2 separate regions of the Mus musculus genome follow, and region 1 is linked to region 2. Evidence: chromatin loops called from intact Hi-C (ENCODE). Cell type or tissue: left cerebral cortex. All regions are shown on one strand. Each heading gives the region's core, and the rest is flanking DNA. Links, peaks and the distances in the headings are about the cores only. Region 1 holds the start of Vmn2r101 (vomeronasal 2, receptor 101). Region 2 has its middle 25 kb from the start of Vmn2r102.

Region 1 (11,152 bases), core at 2,140-10,139, 61 kb after region 2:
ATAATTGATCATATATGAAAATGTTCATCACAAGTTCACACATAAATCAAATCATAAATTAAAATAGCAGTTTACAGAAGAGAATATCTACATGTGTATCCATTAGGAGTAATTATCTGCCTAAACATCCATCACCTGTCATAGCTCCACAGGTTCATTGAAAGTTAAAAAACATAACCAAGTAACTAGTAAATCTGCTATTGATAAATTCAGTCAATGGTTTATCTTCACTCCTTCACCTATAATAAACCACAGTTCCCTTTTTATGACCTTGTTGATTTGTTTTAAAACTTCTTGGAATATACTCTGAATATTACAAAGTCTGTTCACTCTCTAGCAGAAATTAACTGGTGATACATGGGACATTAGCAGAGTTCTCATTTTAGTTATGACTATCTGAAAAGGATCTAATAGATGTCCAACTGTGAAAAAGCTTAATAAACAGATTTAATTTTATGAATTCTTAGAGGATCATCATTAAGAATTAAGAAGTCATCCATTTTTCTATATAGCATTACTACAAGAGAGTACATCTTCCTGGATCTACAGAGATCTGCTCAAATAATTGAGCAAATACCTACCGATTATTATGTATGTTTAATAGTAACAGTAAAAAGATATTTACAGCAGGAATCTTCCCTAAAATGATTTATTCCTAATCCTTGACTATTGGAGCTTCATCATACATTTAATCTAAAGCAAAGTCATTTCAAGAAGATCACTTGCAAGTTATAAGCTTGTCCTATAATAGATCCAGTCAAAACTTGGTATTAGGCATGATAGATATGGAAAGAAATGGTGGGTACTGAACTATCTGGGAGCTCTGGAAAATATGATCAATGAACTGAATTTTTTAAAAGTTTAAATATATTATCATTATTAAGGTTTTCAGGGAAAAATTTATGGTGGAGAGAAGTACTTTCTGAGGAATTAAGGGTGTCATTTTTCCAGAGAATCCAAGGTTGAATTCCAGAAATTCAATGTGTACAAACATGAAAGGTCATATATTCACAAATAAACAAAGACACATTCACTTATAAAAATAAAGAGAAAACATAGTCATAATAATATCAATATGATGACAAGCAATAGAGTCATTTGAAAGTAAAAAGCATGATCAACAACCTAGCAGCCTTGGTATAGGACAATTGCTCATTAAACCTACTTGAGAACATCGTGTTGGAGTTCATCAAAAGACCCTCACTCACAAAGACCACAGAGATCACCATGATTGCACACCTCATGAGGATTTTTTATTGATACAACATGTTGGGGACTCCCATCTAAGCACACAGGGCAGACAAAAGAAACAGAACAAAGAAAGAACACTTTTTATACCTTGTAAGGGGCAGATCTGAGCAACAGGGTAACTGGCTTATTCTAATTGGTGTAGCAAGTAACCTTTTCAGACATTGGTTGGTTTGTATAGTGACAACCTCTGGCCTAGTGACTCACTTTGCTTGTACCATGTTGGGTTATTATGTCACAGGGAATCATAGCAAGGTTAGGGCAGTTTGTGTTTTCTTTTGTTTTTCTCAAAATTCAGTGTGGAGTGTAAGAGAGTTCTTCTGAGAACTGTTATTTTTGTTATGATTATTTCTCTGAGAACAGCTAATGTTTTTTGACAGCTGTATGCTTAATCATTTTGACAACTAAAACTATGTTTTTACATTTGTTTAGTCAGCCAGCTTTCTTATCTGGCTCTGCACTTGGTCTGCTGGTACAGTTGGGAAAGTCTTTTCTGAAGTGGGAAGGTACTAGGTGGTCTTAAATTCATGTTTTATATTACACTGTTTGATATTAATTATAAAGTTCCATGGTGAATGCATGCACGTGTTTTGAAATTAAAGTTATTTTTTACTTAAATAATAAAAATGATCTTTGATATCATACACAGAAATGAAAAAAAATTAGTAAATGGTAATTTTAAATGAAAGCAGAGAGATAAAAATACAAATGAAGTAAAATAGCTCATAGGTAAAATTTATTTGTGGGATATATAATTTAAGCAAAAAGATCAATGACGTTTTTCATGTATAAATATTATATATCCAAATAAATACATACAAAAATTCAAAGATATATATGATTTTTGAAAGTTCCACACATGTGAGGAATTAAGTAATAACTGTTACTAATAGAGCAAAGGAACTCAAAATTTACAGTCACAGATTAATGATCAGAGGCAACATCAAACTCTTTTGCACACCGAATATTTAAAAACCATGCTTTATAATAAATATATTTTGAAAATTAAAACTATTTTTTCATTTTTCTTAAGATCATAAAATACATCATTTCCCTCTTCCATTCTTTATGCAAATTCTTGTGCACTTCATTTCTTATTTTAATTTCAAGAACTCAACATTCATAAGTTGCCTAGATGGACTGAAACTTACACAACACAAACACATGCATACACACACACACACACACACACACACACACAATTGCTGGTAACTAAAGGATGCTGTGAAATAGTTTACCAAGGTGTAATATACTTTCATAAGAAAGATTATTACTTGCACAAGTAAAAATTTACTTAATGAATATGAATTTTTGAGTTGGATGCACTCATCTGCCTCTAAAAGATGAATGGTAAAATAATCTTTTCAGGGCTAATAAAAAGCACCATGAGTCCTTACCACAGAGAGAACTTTAAAAACAAACTTATGCTCCCAATTCTGCCATACATGCTATGAGCTGCTTTTCTTTGTACTTATAAATTTGATTGAATATACCTCTGGAGATTATATCGTCCTTAGAATACACACAAAGAAAAAGAGACAAAAAAAGACATTACTGCCAATGAAAAGAGTAAATGGGATTAATCAAGCTGATTGGTTATAAACAGGGTAGATTAAAAAATCTGGCTTGGATAAAATCAACTTATTTACCTGATTAAAAAACATACATGAACATTTCTGTCCAACTCAGCAATAGATGTCTGACACTATCAATTAACCTGGATTATTTAACTAAGAATCAGCACCAAGATGAAAATCTCATAGCCAGTAAGTCTTGGTAGGCACATACATAAAAATCAGAATAAATACTGCAAAATGTCTGAGGAAAAAATTAACTTATCAAACAAACTCTTATAATAAAGCATGAGATAGATGACATATCTATGGAGTCCAGATGTATTCACAACTTCAAAACGTGACACTGTTAATTCTGGAATCAGCTGCATGTAACACATGTGGCCTCTTTATTGAAGTATCACAACACACAGAGAACTTACAGCTTTTAGTGACATCACCTAATATCCCAGGCACAATCAGGATTTCCAAAATGCTAAAAGGAGCAATGTAAGGCTTAGAATAAATCATCATTCCTTGAAGTCAAAACACTGAAAATTATTCAGATATTGTGGCATAACAAGAATGGCAAATAAGAGGTTAAGGTTACCAATCAAAGAAAAAACTAAAGTGAATACAGTCGATGTTTCCATTTCCATTCTGGCTGAGTGAGGAAAATGTTCTAAAAGGAAGATTAAACTGATGAAAATATTTTAGAAATTCTAAGATTAAATTTTTCAAAATAAAAAGTAAAAAAGTAAATTTTAATTACTACACCCTCTAAGTCATAAGAATTCTGAACTTGGAAAAGAAATATATGTACTTACTGTATTTGATTGTCCAAATATTCATATGGTACAGTTGAATGTGGCATTTTCTTTTCCGTGTAGAAAGTATGAAGAGGGAAAAATGCACCAACCACAACATCTCCTTCATGGTGAAATTCTTCAGTGATTATGAAATAACATCTACTGATATTATAGGTAAAAGCAGAGACAAATTTGGGAATATCCAAAAGCCTGAAGATAAAAATCCAGAGGAGCATCCTATTGGTACATGGGTCTGCTTAATGCAAAACTGTGTTCAGTACATATATGTTTGGTTCATGTTTTGTGACCATGTATGTTTTGTATTTGTTGATGAGTCAGTCTGTCACAATAATTATTCCAAGGCATTGAGAATGACATTAGGAATTTTGAAACTATTTTTTAACATGGACTGTGGTACTTAAGCCCTATATTCAAGTTAAAAAACAAAAGTTCAGAAATATGTTTGTTCATATTCTTCACTAGCCAAAGGCACTATGACTTCAGCACAGACTAAAAACAGCAAGAGCTTAGGGTTGATCTCTTGGGATGAGTTAGCTAACCATATGAAGCAAGAAACTTTTAATATAAAAAAAATAATAATATAGGCTGATCCCCACAGGCTCCATCACAGGAGGCCAAGCAACTGAAAAGGGAAAAGACTAAAAATAAAGCAATGCAGGTATAATCACTCAAAATTAATATATTGAAGGGTTTTGGAGGCAACTAACAAGTAAGAACTTTGGGGAACAACTTCCAAGATAATTTATACAATACACATTCGTTTAGGTTAGCCCAACTTTTCCTGCTTTTAATTCAAGAAATGGACTTTATCTCTAATATCTGTAAACTTTATACAATAAGAATACTTTTGAGAATTGTCAGCGTAATGGAATGAGCTTCCAGCTCAGCCAGTGTAGTGGTGGATTCACAGACTAGGACTCTGGTGATGGCTTTAAAGTTTGAGGGTCTCCAAGTTTTCTAGCTCTCTAATTATACTGAAATGATGATGATAACTTCTAAAAAGTCCTGAAAAGTTTCTTGCTCTTTCTAAGGGTAAAAGATTGCTGGCTTAGGCGATTAACTGTAGCCCAACAGAAGAGGATTAAGTAATGCAGCCTTTGTTCTATCTCAGCAGGAACTGCTGGGCTCTAAATTTCAGCCTGCTAGTCAGAAGATACAGGAAGAGAAAACACTTAGAGAAGAGATTATTACCAAGTTGTAAAAAAAAAAATCTTATGAAAGCAATCTAACAGGATAAGCAGAGAGATCCTAAGTGAGTAAAGGGAAAAATTCTCTAAGTGAGGAAAGGGAAAAGATTCTAGTCAATGTGGGGAAAGGCAAAAAAGTCTCCTCTATTGATTTTAGTTCTGTTTCATTTCTTTGTTCTTATCCTGTCTCATGGGATTCATTTATTCGTGGGTGCGAGGGGGACCAAAAACCTGGAAGAAAATGGGAGGAAGGGGAAGAAAAGCAGAAGACCAAGCAAATAGTTGTCAAGGTCTCTGTTTATTAGGCTGAGGTGCCTGGTTTTAAAGCATATATCATGGAGAATAGGGAGGAGTCGGGGGGGGGGGGAATTTAACAAAGAACAAAAAAAAAAATGGGCATCTGCTGACATGATGGCCGAAGTCAGGATCCAGGTGGCAAGCACTCTGTGTCTTATCTCTGGAACATAGATCTTCTTTGACAGCATTGGGGTGTAAGGCTGGGCTCAGGCATAACTCATGGCCTTGGAAGTCATAGGAGTTCAGGAAGAGATAGGAGAGGGGACTATAATTCAGCTTTTATAGCCTCAGATGCCAGAAAGGGAACAGGGAGGAGGGAGTGACAACCAACCCCAAGCACTAGGCCATTTAGCCTGTCAGGATGGGAGATTGTGAAAAGCTCACTTTCTCAAAGTATGGTCTCTGACATATTGTCAGTACTTAAATATCTTGGAGAATACATGATCACATGTTACAAAGATCATCACAAATTCACACAAAACATAAAATCAAGAAATGAAATAGAAGTTTACAACAGCAAAAGTTTACATGCATATTCATTAGAGTAATTATCTAGCTAAACATCCATCACCTGTCTGAGCTCCACAGGTTCACTGAAGGTTTAAAACCTTAACTAAATTATTAGTGAAGTTTTGTGTAGATAAACCCAGTCAATATTTTATTTTTTGTCCTAGCACCTATAGTAAATAGCTAGTTCCCTTTTACTGACCTTTGGTTAATTGATTTACAACCTCTTGAAATGTGCTCTGGGTAGGGGAAAGTCTGGTTACCATATAAGAGCAATTAACTGGTGACACTTGGTTGACTGACAGGGTTCTTATTACAGATTTGACTATCAAAAAAATGACCTATTAACAGTCTCATTATAAAAAAGCTTAATAATCACAGATAGCATTTTAGGAATCCTTATAGGGTCATCATTAAGGCTTAGGTAGTCTATATGTCAATATATCATCAACAAAATAGTACATCTTTGAGTATCTGCACAGATGTGCTCTGACTTAGTGAGTGTTAAATATGTTTAATAATAACAGGAAAGCATATTAATAGCAGGAATTGTTCCTAAAATGTGTCCCTCATAGCCTTGCTTAAGGAGGGCTCACCTGTTGCAGACTATATAATAATATGAGGCAGGCCAATTCAGGATGATCACCTGCTACTTATTAGATTGTCCCATTATGACTCCTGACAGGGTAAGAATTATTAATAAAATGTCTACTTCATTTGTATTTACAATTTTCAGGAAATTACTTCTAATCTATCTTATTTAGTGCAAAGTTCTGAAAAGGATTTATGTCAAATTAACACAATTAAAAGTATTTTAAAAGTTTATAATTAGAAGATAATCTAAGGAAATCTTATTTGGGGGTTTTATGAATATGATAATATTATCAGAAATTAACTGATTAATGTTAAACACTGCACTTTGGCATGACTATCATTAATCTACTTTTCAAACTCATCAAATACTTGAGAGGAAAAAATTTGCCTGAGTAAGCAGGATATGCAAACCAACTAGCTTCTGTTTGAAAAAAAAAAAAAAAAAAAGACAGAGATATACTGGCTCCTAGTACAATCGCCCATCTGTTTCAGTGGAGACATCCATTTTAGCAGCCATGCCTAGAAGTTCTGACTGTAAAGCAGAAATTTGGAGGAATCGCCTACGTTGTCTAGGAAATGTTGGGTAAGTTCCTATCAAGTATCTTGCTTGTCAACAATTTGGACTCTGTACTGTCATCAGTAAAGGTAAAGTGGACAGTTTTCTCAAATTTGTAGCAAAGTCAGGGGGAAGATTGATTTTTGCCCATCATCTTCTTTGGAGGAGATTCAGAGTGTTGCCTTTCTTGATGTGTATCTTTATCACAAAAAAGCTTTTTTTTTTTTTTTTTAATATCTTAAATGCCACAATCCCAAGTTATCTGTAGTCTGTCTAAATTCTTTCTGGATAGAAAAAGTTTTGCTTGTTTCTTGATACTCATTCTAAGCTTAAGCAGACAATGTTAGGCTTATTCACTTAATTAAGTACATCAATTCTGAGCATGGCTCCAGTGGTAATTCTTAATGCACTAAAGGATTTGAGTATTTGTAAGGTGACTGACTTCCAACATGAATTTCTTAATTATTACTATCAGTTTATAATAGTAGCTTTTATACGTGTAGAAAGTTAAACTAAGGATTTTAAATTCAAACTCTTTTATTATCAAATTAAATATGTAATCATGGACATAATTTAAATGGTAACAGGCCACTAAACTGAATATGAATATAAGCAAAATTTTTTTTAAAAGTCCATGCATGGGTTAAAGAGAAAAGGTTAATTCTAATTTACCAAAACTGTCTTCCAGGATATCATAGAGAAGTCTTAGTAGCCAGCATTGACTTTGACATAGCAATAGGTACCAGTCATATATTAATGGAAGAGACATAAGTTGTGCTTCTCAGAGATAGGAGAACTACTCACTTTTTAGGCAGTAGTCACCTTCTTCAACCTTCTGATGGATTGTATCTTCTGTCTAAATCACTGCCATTGGAAAAGGATTTTCTTGGGAGATCAAAAAAATCGGTTGTTCCTTATTTAACAGCTTGGTGATGAACAACTGGCAAAGAGATAAGTAGTTAGGCATAAATCTTTAATTATTGTTAATCTAATTAGGTCTTTATGACATTAAATTTTCAATCATCTTCCAAAAATCCTTATCAACATATCTCCAGACATTTGTCCCTTTAATATTCTAAATGGAGATATAATATTCTACCCTTCTTCTACTTTTCATCACAAAATTACCTCTAGTTTCACACCCTAACACTAGACAGAAGAGAAAGGAGAGAGGAGAAAGAGAGACAAAGAATCACTGGATATTTTTTCTTCCATCTTTGACCATCAACAAACTGCAAACAACCTCGCTATATGACCAAAATTTGTCAGCAGCAACCTTTCACCCCACCTCTCACAGGAATGAGAGAATTGTTCTCTACAGAAAGTTTCTTCAACAAAATGTTTGGAGACACAAAGTAAATAAGGATATTGGCAAAGTGTTGGGAGCACTGGCTCTTTCGTTCATTATAAAGGCCTTTTGGAAACATCTGACCAGAAAATTACAAGCCCACATGATGCAGTCATTGAATCTGGAACAACTAGGGCTAGTATCTTTGAAGCTGTCTTGGAATGCAGATTTTGAGGGAACAGCTCTACCAGGCAGGACCCTGGAAGAGTTGTTGATATTACCATCTTCGAAGTGATTCTTGTCAGGATATTAAATTTAATGGTGTCTGTGTGCTTTTAATTTGAAAATCTGCAATGCTTTAAAAGTAACAATGTAGGGACACGTTTGTACTGATATATTATGAAATGTGTGGTATGCACAAAGCAGCTAATATTTTCTCTGCTCTGTGCATGAGCATGTGAATGAAATCTGTTGATCTTTTTAAGCCATTTTGGAGTGCATAAAGTAAGTGTAATAGTGGGTCATATCACCAATTGTGACTTACTTCTGAGTTGATGATATGTAACAATAAATCAAGGATTCCAGATTGTCAAAAGCTTCATTAGCTACTGTACAGACATTTATGTCTCCTTCAGTTATCTCACTGATTGTTGCAAGTGTTCTGGGAAAAAAAATGAGTGTTGTGACCTGTATGGTTATCATTAATACCTAAACCAGGAAGAAGTTTCAAGCATTCAGATATTGTTGACCTCTCTTTCTTTTGAGTTGTTCCCATGTAATGGGTTCAGCTTTTATGCCTTCACCTGCTATGTTGTCATTTTCATCTCTTCTTTGTACTTTCCATGGTAGGAATCAAGAGTTTTTAGACTGTGTTGCTGACATACAAAATTTTGAAGTTAATAAATCATTATAAAACATGTCTCTAACTGGGCAGTGGTGGCTCATGCCTGTAATCCCAACACTTGAGAGACAGAGGCATGCGGATTTTTGAGTTCAAGACCAGCCTCATGTACAGAGTGAGTGTTCCAGTATAGCCAGGGCTATAGTGAGAAACACTGTGTCGGAAAAAAAAAGAAAGAAAGAAAAAAAAGAAAAGAAAAGAAAAGAAAAGAAAAGAAAAGAAAAGAAATAAAGAAAAAACGCATCTCCAGGAGGTCTCATATCCCTCATTTATTATTATCTTGTTTAAAATCCAGAATCCAGTTAGATTTTTCTAAAATTGTTTGATCACTAGGATTGTACAGTGTACCCATAATAGGTTTTATGTTATAATATGAATTTTTTTAATTTAACTGCATACATAAACCAGAACATTATCAGCTTTAATGTATAAAAGTACTCCCATGATAGCGATCAGTAAGACTTAAGGATTTAATTCAATGATGAGCCAAAGCCAATTAATATCACCCAGTAATTTTCTGAAATAACCAGTAGTTGGTAACTGATCTTGTATAATCTCTACTTTACCTTACTGAATTTTCTGAAGACATAGCAAACATTGTAAATAGTTGATAGAATCCCCACTTTGTATTTTTCCAGAAAAAAATTTGCAATCACAAGTAAGGCAAAATATTTTTACTTCAATTAGTAATTTTTTAAGGTATCAATATTGGGATAATTCAATAGTATATCATTCATTTCATGATGTGATATAGATTGGGGAAACTGTTTAGTATTATTTATAGTATATGCTTTAAAATTTTTGAAAAAAGTAATAGCTGTTTAGAAATCCTTATGCCAACTTTTCCTTGACATCTTTTTTTTTGTGGGGGGGCACACTCAAGAGTAATTCTCTTTGTCCTGTTACTTTAAGGGTATAGTAAATGAAATAATCTTTTAAATTAATCACTAAAATATATCATGACTTAGATACCAAAAATTTTAATGATAAATCATGTTACAGAGAACAAATGGGATGAATTTATTTATAGCTTCTAATTCTATTCACATTCATTATTATATGAATTTTTAATGAAAAATATTGGAGATTTCTAAGCATAGGTGGACTCTTCTATACATCCAGTTTCTTTCTCTTCTTGGACCAACTCTGATAAGGCCTGTAACTTTTTTTTTTTTTAAACTTAAATGCCACTGTTCTACATGACTATATTTGTTAGTTAACCATTTCAATGGCATAATGCAGTGACCCATTTCAAACATTTGGAGAGTCAAAATATGTTGTTAGTTGTTTTTTATAATATTTTCCAATCTTTATCTGGAACATGCCCTTATTTACTGCTTCTATATGAAGTTGAAGAAACATTAGTCTATTTGTTCCACTGGTATAATAGATTACTTCCACATAATTCCAAGACTGTATCTGCTACATACAGCTTTCATCTCAACATTTGAAATTCTGGACCAATACATATAATCTATTTTAGACTCTGTTTTGTCTGAGGAAATGTCCCAGGCCCCAGTACAGGTAGACTTTTTGAGGTGACCAAGTTGAATTTCAAGAGTCATGTCATGTGAAATTATCATTACATTTGTCCTGGCATTTACTAGGCCATCAATCCCAATTCCATCTAACTGTAACTTTAACTTTGGCCTAAGATCTAGTTTAATATTTATAGCACTTACAGTTAGCCAAAATATGTTTTTCCTGATATTCGTAAAATTTATTCTACATATTAGAATTGGTTTGCCCCTTTTAAATGAGTTACATATAGGTAATTTTAGAGCAAATCACTGTCATATCAAGCATTAATGTTTCAATTTGCTCTCTAGAAGGGTATCCCAATGAATGGCAGAATAAATAGCTCATTTAATTTTATTTGGGGAGAGAGGGTCCAGAGTAAGCCCCCAGGCTATTTTATAATAGTAAGCAATTTCCTCATATTCATATGATGAACTATATTCATAAGCTCTGTGTGCCTTTTTGATTTCTTATACTTGGGCCAGGAAACCTTCTCTTTGATAATTATAAACAATGACTTCATGAAGTTTGTAAGCAAACGTTGGAACTAGAAAATATCAACTTGAGTGAGGTAACCCAGACAGAAAACTACACACATTGTATACACTTACTAATAAGTAGATATTAACCCAAAAGTTCACAATGCCTAGGCTTTCTTATGCCTATGGGTCAT
Region 2 (11,152 bases), core at 1,346-9,345:
GACTGGAAAGCATTCTTTACAGAATATTCAGGTGAACAGGCCGCTCAGAATGCGAGTGCAGGACAAGCGGCCAGGGATCAGGATATGTTATTAGGTCAAGGAAAATTTGCCACTTCACAGATTAACTACCCTATGCAAGTTTATGAACAAATTAATAAAATAGGAACTAAGGCTTGGTAGTCCCTCCCTAACAGGGGAGAGGTTAGTGTTAATTTAACAAAAATCCTTCAAGGACCCACAGAGCCATTGGCAGACTTTGTGGCCAGGGTGATAGAAGTGGCAGGTAGGGTGTTTGCGGCAACACCATTAGTGAAACAGCTGATTTTTGAACTATGTACAAAGGAATGTACACAAGCCATTAACCCATATAAACATAAGGGGCTTGAGGTATGGATGAAGATCTGTAGCAAGCTAGGAGACCCATTAACTAACGCAGGGCTGGCTGCTGCAGTTGTGCAGGTCTCCCAAGGAAAGAATGGGTCCAGGAACACAGGCTATTTCAAATGCTGGCAACCTGGTCATATGAGGCAACAATGCCGGCAACAGACTGGAACAGGAGGCCAGCGGCCTCAGGTACCTGGACTTTGTCCAAAATGTATAAAGGGAAATCATTGGGTCCATGAGTGTCGCTCAGTGAAGGATATTCATGGGCAGCCAATCAAGCATGGGGGCTCTCAGCCAAAAAGCGGAAGATGGGAGCTTCGACCTCAGGGCCCTCAAATATATGGGGCAGTCACAGAGGGATGGCCCAATTTGAGACTGCCAAAGCAGTGGAACAACCCAGGATGGCCATGAGAGGAAGCACAGGGCTGGACTTCAGTTCTGCCACCCTACTTGTATTAACCCCCCATATGGGGGTTCAGCTGGTGGATTCAGATTTCAAAGGCCCTCTACCAGCAAATACAGTAGGGTTGATCTTAGGAATGAGCTCTGTAACAATGCAGGGCCTGATAGTCCATCCTGGAGTCATAGATTCAGATTATACAGGACAAGTCAAGATCATGGTCTCTTCACCTACAGGCATAGTAACCATCTCCCCCTGCAATCACATAGCTCAGTTACTTTTATTACCTAGTTGTCATTCTCAGTTCCCAGCTAAGGAGGAAGAAAGAGGGGACAAGGGATTTGGCTCTACTGGCACTTCTGCCATTTTCTGCTCCCTAGATTTAGATGAAATACCTTCATTGCAGCTTACAATAGAGAGAAAATCTATTTCTGGGCTGTTGGACACTGGCACAGATTCAGCATCAAGGATTGGTCCTCTGGTTGGCCACATCAGCGATCAGAGCAAACCCTGAGAGGACTTGGATATGCTCAGATGCCAGAAATGAGTTCTTGCCATCTAAGGTGGTGTGACGAGGAAGGGCATTCAGGGCATTTCCAGCCCTATGTGCTGTCCATCCCTATTTCATTATGAGGGCGTGATTTGATGAAAAAGATGGGTTTTAAACTGACCAATGAAGGACCATATAACACCCAAACCCAGCGAATGAGATTGCATTCAGGATATAAACCTGGTAAAAGTTTGGGTCGCTATTTACAAGGTAGACTATCCCTGATACCGGTTGAGAGGAAGAATGACTGAGCCGGTTTGGGTTTTTCCTAGTGGCCACTGAGGGAGCTCTAGCCATTACTTGGAAGACTGAGGAACCAGTGTGGGTTCCTCAGTGGCCACTACCCTCAGAGAAATTAACAACAGCATAAGACCTGGTTAGGGAACAGTTGAACCTAGGCCATATCAGACCCTCTACTTCCCCCTGGAATACCCCGATTTTTATTATAAAGAAAAAATTAGGGAAATGGAGGTTATTACATGATGTGAGAGAAATTAATAAACACATGGTAATTATGGGACCTGTACAGAGGAGATTACCCCTTCCTTCTGCCTTTCCTAGTAATTGGACTTTAATTATTTTAGATATTAAGGATTTTTTTCCATTCCATTGCATCCCCAGGATGCAGTAAGATTTGCTTTTACAGTGCCCTCTTTTATTCATATTGAGCTCAATAAGAGATTTGAATGTGTTGTTTTGCCTCAAGGCATGGCTAATAGCCCCACCATGTGTCAACATTATGTAGATTCTGCTTTTAAAGGGGTCAGAGATCAATATCCTAGGTTGAAGTGTTACCACTATATGGATGATATACTTCTTGCTGCACCAACAGAGGAGCTATTGGAACAAACATATAGTGTGGTGATCCAAAAATTAAAAGAAAAGCAATTGGTTGTATCCCCGGAAAAGGTTCAGAAAGGAAAAGTGGTGAATTATTTAGGAACAAAAATTTTTGATAGTCAAGAATCTCCCCAGAAAATTCAGATTTGGGCGGATAATTTGAGGACATTGAATGATTTTCAAAAGCTATTGGGGGATATGCAGTGGGTACGTCCCTATTTGGGCCTAACCAATAACCAATTACAACCATTATATGATATTTTACCAGGAGATATAGAATTAAATTCCCCCTGGCCGCTTACTGATTTTGCCCGCATAGCTTTAAGTTTGGTCGAAAAGGGTATTCAAACAGCAGCATTAAAGAGAAGATATCTGTTCAGTCCTATTATTTTGTGCATCCTGCCCTCGGAGACCCAGTCTACTGGAGTCCTCTGGCAGGGCGCCCCCTTGCTATGGATACATCCCAAGATTTCGCCCGCAAAAATCTTGTCTTATTACCCTGCCTCAGTAGCACAATTGGCCTTGATTGGCCTACAACAATGTATTCAATATTTTGGCAGTCCCCCTCAGGAATTGATTGTTCCATATAATATGAAGCAAATAGAAGTATTATCAGCTACTGTTGATGATTGGGCAATTTTGAGATGTAGCTTTATGGGGAAAATGGATAATCATTTCCCTAAGGATCCATTTTGTAGCTGATTAAAGCTCATCCAGTTGTTTTTTCCACGACTTACATCTCGAGTGCCATTGCCTGATGCCCCTTTAATTTTTACAGATGGGTCTAAGACAGGCTGCGGAGCATATTTGGTCCATGGCTCCACGCCAGTAACTTTACAGTTTCCCCCTGCTTCTCCCCAAGTTATTGAGTTGCAGATTATTATAAAAATTTTTGAATTGTATTCTGAATCTTTTAATTTAATTTCAGATAGTCAGTATGTGGTTAATTTATTAACAGTGCTGGAAGTGGGGGGGAGGGAGGTGAATTTTCAATCCACTATAGGGGATTTGTTAAATAAATTGCAATCCTTAATTTTAAATAGAAATTCTCCATTTTTTTTTTGTCCAACACATTCGAGCTCATCCAGGTTTGCTTAGCCCTTTAGCAGAGGGCAATGATTTGGTTGATAAAGCTGCTAGACCTGCTTCTGCCTTTTTGATTCAGAAACCTGTAGAACTGGCTCCTGGATTTCATTCACAGTTTCATGTGAATTCCAAAACACTTTCTTCTCAATTTCATATTACTAGAGCAGGGGCAAGGGACATTGTTATGTCTTGCAAAGCCTGTGCCCCCCATTGCCTCAGGCGAGTGTGGGAGTAAACCCTTGCGGCCTGCTTCCCCTCCACATTTGGCAAATGGATGTGACTCGTTTTTTAGAATTTGGTAAACTGCAATTTGTTCATATTTCTGTAGATACAGCCTCTGGGGTGTTGTTTGCCTCCCTGCATACAGGTAAAATGCACTCCATGGCATTGCCTATTGCTTTGAGGCATGGGGTGCATAGGGTCAGCCCAGAGAGCTTAAGACTGATAATGGACCTGCTTATACTTCAGCTTCTTTTGTTTCCTTTTGTAAAATGATGGGTGTCTGCTTGGTGCACAGTATACCCTACAATCCTCAGGGCCAGGGCATCATTTAAAGAGCCTATCACACTCTGAAAGAGTGTCTGAGAAAACAAAAAGGGGAAGTAACCTCTGGAGTTACTCCTAGGGAGAGATTAGCCATTGCTCTCTTTACCTTAAATTGTTTGAATAAAGATAAAAATGATTTGACTGCTGTGCAATGGTTTGACAATCCCGAGGCATCCTACAAAGGCACAGTCATGTGGAAGAATGTTCTGAGTGGTCGATGGCATAGGCCCGATCCTGTGTTGGTCTGGTCGAGAGGGTCTATTTGTGTGTTTCCACAGGATCATCGCCAGCCGATTTGGGTTCTGGAGCGATTGATGAGGGCAGTTCAAGATGGACGGAGGTGCCCTAATGAAGCTGCTCCTGGGGGAGATGATGCTGCCTGCAGTGATGTCTGAAGATCTAGGATGGGGAATCATGTCAGTGTTTCCCAAACCATTGCCGTTGACCCATTCAGCTCAAGTATTTCCTTGCTTTTTTACTTCTAATGCATCTTTGCAGTTACCCTTTTTGCCTGGAGATGAAGATATAGTGGGGGTTAAGGAACCTTTAAAGTTAGGCCTGACAGGATTATTGCATTTTCTAGTAATATATAATATTTCTCAAAATAGTGCTTGTGTGCAAATGTATCAGCTGCTTGTTTTGATAAACCTTATAATAGTTCCACTAGAGCCAATGCCACCTGGATTCAAGGGGTGTGGCCTGCTAGTATCCCCAGAGGTAACGATTCTATTCCTCCTCAGCCATGATGGGCCCCCTTTTGTAGGGGCATTTGAGATTCGCTGCCCCCATGGACCAGCTGCCAGTCCAGGAAAGCTGCGTGGGCCGTGAAAAAATATTTTACCTTTTCCCCTTATATTAGTACCAGTCATAATCATACGTTTTCAGGGTTTAATTGGATGTATCAAAATCCAGCCCAGAGGGGGGCAAGCAATCCCTTTAATGTTTGGCTCTTGTGTGGGATAAATTGGGAGTTGTACAGATCTTTCTCCTTTGAGTATGTGGATAGGTGGGGCTTGGGGAAATGCTAGCTTTTGTTGGAATGGATCTGTATTATTTGAGTCTTCTGTTATTCAATTTGCTTATGGGAAGAATGTATTCTTTAAAGAGATGCCCGTATGCGTTTGGCCTCCTTTTGTATTTTTAGTTTATAATGGTAGTTATTTTGATGATGTTGTAGAATGTAAGGAGGATAATTGTTTTTATAGTATGTGTTGGAATGCTTCTATGTTTTCTTTAGCTATTGTGACCAGAATGCCTTGATTGTTACCATGGCCCGTGCAGGCGTCTTCGGTTATGACCTTGTTTAGACCCCAAAGAGATTTTGGGATAGTCCATATCAATTCCACTTGGTGGATGTATCCATGGCTGAAGGACTTGCAAATTGGATTGCCACCACTATGTCACACCTAAAAGAATGGGCCAGACGGAAGATTCTTACATCTGCCTTTTCATCATCTGGTAAACTCTGGAGTCAGTTGTTATACTTGTCTCTGGTTAGAGCTTGTACCTCTCGTGATTCTGTTACTCTCAACCAGAAGACCAGGGAGACTAGCTCTCTCCTGAGTTTCAGTGGTTAGAGCACTCTCTGCAGGCAGGCTCTCCTCTTTCAGGGAAGGTGTACAGATATCTGGCATTCAGACTTGCCTCCTGGCAGAAGATGAAGGCCCGAAACAGGACCTGTCCCAGAAGCCTTTAGCTTCTGCAGTCCACACTCTCACCTGAGCAGACTAGTCCAGTGGAGTCCAGGAATTAAGATGTCTCCCGCAGATGCTCAGGCAAGGTCCTCATGGGCAAGGTGGATACCTATCCTTTGGCAGGGAAGGTGTCCAGATGTTTGGAGCCCTAAAATGGGGCTGCCTCAGAAGCTCTGTTCCTCCTGCCTGTCCCAGAAGCTGTTATCTTCTATAGTCCACACTCTCACCTGTGCAGACTAGTCTCAGTGGAGTCCAGGATCCAAGAAGTCTCCCACAGATCCAGAATGTGGCTTCTAAGGTAAGGGTAGAGTTGAAGGCTATTTGGCATACTTTAAAAGGATTTATGGTATATATCAGGGTCATTAATTGGGCCTGTGGTGCTGTGTTGCTCTCCAGAAAACACTGTTATATTTGGAATGGAATATTGAGTCCTGATATATGGTTCATAGATTCATTTTTAGCACTTAACCAAATTTTCATTGTGTACATATGTCACAGTTTTCTTAACCACTGGCATTTTTAGGGATATCAGCTTGCATACTGAATCACAGCTTTGTTGCTATGTACTCTGGTGGAGTCAGCTTGACAGGCAAAAGCTTGGAAGCTGGCCATGAGGAAAAGAGTTTCAAGGAAACTCCCTCCTTGAGTCTGGCGAGCCCCCTAACCCATAAAATTAATTTTCCATTCCCGCGTTAGTCTAGTGTATGGATCCACGTGCCCTCTATTAAGCTTTACCCTATTATAAGTGCCTTTTAAGATTGAATTCTGACATAGCTAAAGCCTCTCCCAGTGTTACAAGATCCCAGATTACAGCAAGGAGTTTAACCTATTCAGTAACTAATTAAGCATTACAATAAAACGGCCATTAGCCCAGTTGATTTGCAGAAAGAGCCTGGGAATCTCACTGAGATAGAAATCTTTACTACAGGCTACATTCCATGCCAAGAGCAAGTTGATATACTATCCTGATAAATGGGGAATTCTCCAGACAAGATAAGATTTTACAAGGCCTAGGGATTTAGGGGTCGATGACACTACAGTATTCTTGAGGCCTGTCAAGAGTTAAAACCCCCTGGTGCTATTAACACTAAAGTGTGAAATTCTTGCCTGGCATTAGGCTGATCCTAGGCAGGGCTGGTAATCTTTATTGTAAACATTTATCTAGTTCCCACAAATTCCTTTCTTGCTTGTATCTGGTAAATTTCAGTGTACCTTGTCTTATTGTGATTTGTAGCTCCTGATAATTCGCTGTATTATAAAATAGTCTAAAGCTCGACCAGAGATTACATTCAGATTCAACACCTCTACTGTGTGCATCTGTTTGTCAATTTAATCCTAAGCTTTGCCTACCTACTCTAGAGACCCGTTCTATGCAGACACAGAGGCCCAGAGGGTCTGCAGCACTTTGTGAATGGAAATATTGTATCAATGAACATACACAAGTAAGAATTCCTAAGATGGATGAAGAATAGTTTGGTTTTGTATTCAGAAATTATAAGGCTCCTTGTCTTGTTGTAATGTATTTAAGAAATTTCACTAAAGTTTCTACAGTATCTTTGTAGTCACTGGGTGTATGAAAATTGGATAAATATGTGTCCATACTACAATTGTGTGGTGGTAGGAACTAGTCCCAAACATAGAAGCCAGTGAACAAGTATGTATCAACCAGTTGTTCCTTTCACACTCCTGCTTTCTGACTTGCTTGAGTTCCACTCCTGACTTCCTTGGTGATAAACAGCAGTATGGAATTGTAAGCTGAATAAACCTTTTCCTCCCCAACTTGCTTCTTGGTCATGGTGTTTGTGCAGGAATTGAAACCCTGACTAAGACACCTAGTAAACCAAATGACACTGAACTTAAAACCGAATGACACTGAACATAAAATAATTGAAAGAACAATTTACAGTAGAGTCAGAACCTTAGTCAATTAATATTTACTTCTCATTCTTCAGATTCAAAACTGTATAGAGAGCAAACTAGTTTCCATATATTGTATGAACAAAAAAAGTCAATAAGAAAAGAGACTAAGGGGAGATCACTGGTGAGTGGAACACAACACCAGTTCCAAAAAATCCAGAGAGTCCTGCGGTAGCCCAACCAGGAGCTCGGGTTCGTTCTGGTTTATGCCACCCCTACACCATCTTCAACATTATCTCAGTTGAGGGCCCCAAGCCCCCCAAAGACTCTGCTTGCTTCAGGCATGCTAGCACACCAGGGATCTTGAGATCACTGCCTGGAGACAGAGCAGAGACGCAGACCCCTGGACACCTTCCCTGCCAGAGGAGAGTAAGCCACCAGGTAGGGCTATGACACCAGGAATCAGGAGGGGATCTGAGCTCTAGATTTCTGTGCTCCTTTGCTGCAAGAGGAGAGCTTGCCTGCAGAGAGTGTTCTGACCAATGGAATGCAGGAGAGAGTTGGTCTCCCAAGAGTGCTGACAGAGGCTAAAGAACCACAAAAGGAACAAGATCCAGCCAGAGACAGCTAGAACATCTAACACCAGAGATTACCAGATGGCGAAAGGCAAAGGAAAGAATCTTAATAACAGAAAACCAGTCACTGGACATCATCAGCACCCAGAAAGCCCTCCACAGCAAGTCCTGGATACCCCAACACATCTGGAAAGCAAGATTCAAATCTAAAATCATATCTCATGATGCTGGCAGATGATATTAAGTAGGGCATTAATAACTCACTTAAAGAAATACAGCAGAACACTGGGAAAAAGGTAGAAGCCCTTAAAGAGGAAGCAGAAAAATCCCTCAAGGAATTACAGGAAAACACAGCTAAACAGGTAGAAATCCTTAAAGAGGAAACACAAAAATCCCTTAAATAATGATAAGAAAACAGAACTCAACAGGTGATGGATTTGAACAAAACCATCCAAGATCTAAAAATGGAAGTAGAAACAATGAAGAAAACTCAAAGGGAGAAAACTCTGGATTTAGAAACCCTAGGAAAGAAATCAGGAATCATAGATGTGAGCATCAGCAACAGAATACAAGAGATAAAAGAGGTATCTCTCAGGTTCAGAAGATTCCAAAGGGAACATGGACTCAACAATCAAAGAAAATGCAAAAATATCCTAACTCAAAACATCTAGGAAATCCAGGATACAATGAGAAGACCAAACCTACAGATAAAAAGTATAGATGAGAATGGACTTTCAAATTAAAAGTCCAATAAATACCTTCAACAAAATTATAGGAAAAAGAAAAAAAAAAAAACTTCCACTTCCCATTCCTAAAGAGAGATTCCCATGAACATACAAGAAGCCTACAAACTCTAAATAGACTGGATCAGAAAAGAAATTCCTCCTAACAGGTAATAATCAGAACAACAAATGCACTAAATAAAGACAGAATATTAAAAGCAGTAAGGAATAAAGTTTAAGTAACAAATAAAGGCAGGCCTATTAGAATTACTCCAGACTTCTCACCAGAGACAACGAAAGCCAGAAATTCCTGGACAGATGTTGTACAGACACTAAAGAACACAAATGCCAGCTCAGGCTACAATAACTAGAAAAACTCTCAATTATCATAGAGGGGGAGACAAACATATTCTGTGAAAAAAAAAAAAAAAAACAAATTCATTCAACATCATTCCACAAATCCAGCGGATTCAAAGGATTATAACGGAAAAACACCTACACAAAGATGGAAACTATGCCCTAGAAAAAGCAAGAGAGTAATTCTTCAACAAACATAGAAGACAGCTGCAGGAACAGAATCCCAACTCTAACAGCAAAAAATAGCAGGAAACAACAATTTCTTTTCCTTAATATCTCTTAATATCAATGGACTCAATTCCCAAATAAAAAGATATAGACTAACAGACTGGCTATATAAACAGGATGCAACATTTTGTTGCTTACAGGAAACCCACCTCGGGCAGGGGGGGGGGCAGATACTACCTCAGGGTAAAAGGCTGGAAGACAATTTTCCAAGCAAAGGATCTCAAGAAACAAGCTGAAGTAGCAATTCTAATATTGAATAAAATTGTCTTCCAACCCAAAGTTATCAAAAAACACAAGGAGGGGAACTTCATACTCATCAAAGGTAAAATCTTCCAAGATGAACTCTCAATTCTGAATACCTATGCTCCAAATGCAAGGGCATCCACATTCATTAAAGAAACTGTAGTACAGCTCAAAGCACATATTGAACTTAACACAATAATAGTGGGAGATTTCAACACCCCACTCTCATCATTGGACATTTCCTAGAAACAGAAACAAAAAAGAGACACATTGAAACTAACAGAAATATGAAAGAAATGGATTTAACAGGTATCTACAGAACATTTTATCAGAAAACAAAAGGATATACCTTCTTCTCAACATCTCATGGTACCTCTCCCAAAAAAACCATATAATTCTTCACCAAACAGGCCTCAACAGATAAAAATATATTGAAATTATCCCATGCATCCTATCAGACCAACATGGACTAAGATTAATCTTCAATAGCAACATAAATAATAGAATGCCATCATTCACATGGGAGCTGAAGAACTCAATGACACCTTGGTCAAGAAAAAAATAAAGAAAGAAATTAAAGACTTTTAAAAGTATAATGAAAATGAAGCCATAGCATACCCAAATTAACAGGACACAAAGAAAGCATTCCTAAGAGGAAAACTTATAACTCTGAGTGCCTCCAATAAGAAACTAGAGAGAGCTTACATTAGAAGCTTGATAGCTCACCTAAAAGCTCTAGAACAAAAAGAAGTAAATTCAACCAACAGGAGTAGACAACAGGAAATAATCAAACTTAGGACTGAAATCAACCATGAAGAAACAAAAAGAACTATTCAAAGAATCAACCAAAGGAGGAGCTGGTACTTTGAGAAAATCAACAAGATAGATAAACCCTTAGCCAGACTCACTAGAGGGCACAGGGACATTATCCTAATTAACAAAATCAGAAATGAAAAGGAAGTTATAACAACAGAACCTAGGGAAATCAAAAACTCCATCACATCTTACTACAAAAAGGCTATACTCAACAAAACTGGAAAGTCTGGATGAAATGAACAATTTTCTAGACAGATACCAGGTACCAAAGTTAAATCAGTATCACATTAATGACCTAAACAGTTCCATATCCCCTAAAGAAATAGAAGCAGTCATTAATAGTCTCCCCACCAAAGAAAGCCCAGGACCAGATGGGTTTATTGCAGAATACTATCAGACATTCAAAGAAGAACTCATTCCAGTTCTCCTCAAACTGTTCCACAAAATAGAAACAGAAGGTACCCTACACAATTCATTCTATGAAACCACAATTACTCTGATACCTAATCCACAAAAAGATACAACAAAGATAAAGAACTTCATCCCTTATGAATATCGATACAAACATACTCAATAAAATTTTTGCTAACCGATTCCAAGAACACATCAAAACAATCATCTATCATGATCAAGTAGACTTCATTCCAGGCATGCAGGGATGGTTTAATATACGGAAATCCATCAATGTAATCCACTTTATAAACAAACTCAAAGACAGAAACTACATGATCTTCTCCCTAGATGCTAAGAAATCATTTGACAAAATCAAACACCCATTCATGAAAAACGTCTTGGAAAGATCAGAAATTCAAAGCCCATACCTAAACATAATATAGGCAATATACAGCAAACCA

The links. Peaks named below come from ENCODE experiments on the same cell type or tissue, not always from the same donor. Only the 100,000 strongest peaks of a DNase experiment are listed, where the experiment ranks them.
Region 1: it touches region 2 in a loop (2.1-fold over the local background); 9 of 42 quality-filtered maps call a loop at or near these places.

Annotation. Positions count from the first base shown.
Region 1 is chr17:19,569,925-19,581,076 of GRCm38, reverse strand. Vmn2r101 (vomeronasal 2, receptor 101) reads right to left here and starts at 3,846. Exons shown (of 6, transcript NM_001104563.1): 1 at 3,629-3,846. The coding sequence starts at 3,846. In left cerebral cortex, for the core only: no CTCF peak of the experiment used is centred there; no DNase peak of the experiment used is centred there.
Region 2 is chr17:19,630,048-19,641,199 of GRCm38, reverse strand. No RefSeq gene overlaps it. Among named protein-coding and RNA genes, the nearest start is that of Vmn2r102, 25 kb to the left of the region's middle. In left cerebral cortex, for the core only: no CTCF peak of the experiment used is centred there; no DNase peak of the experiment used is centred there.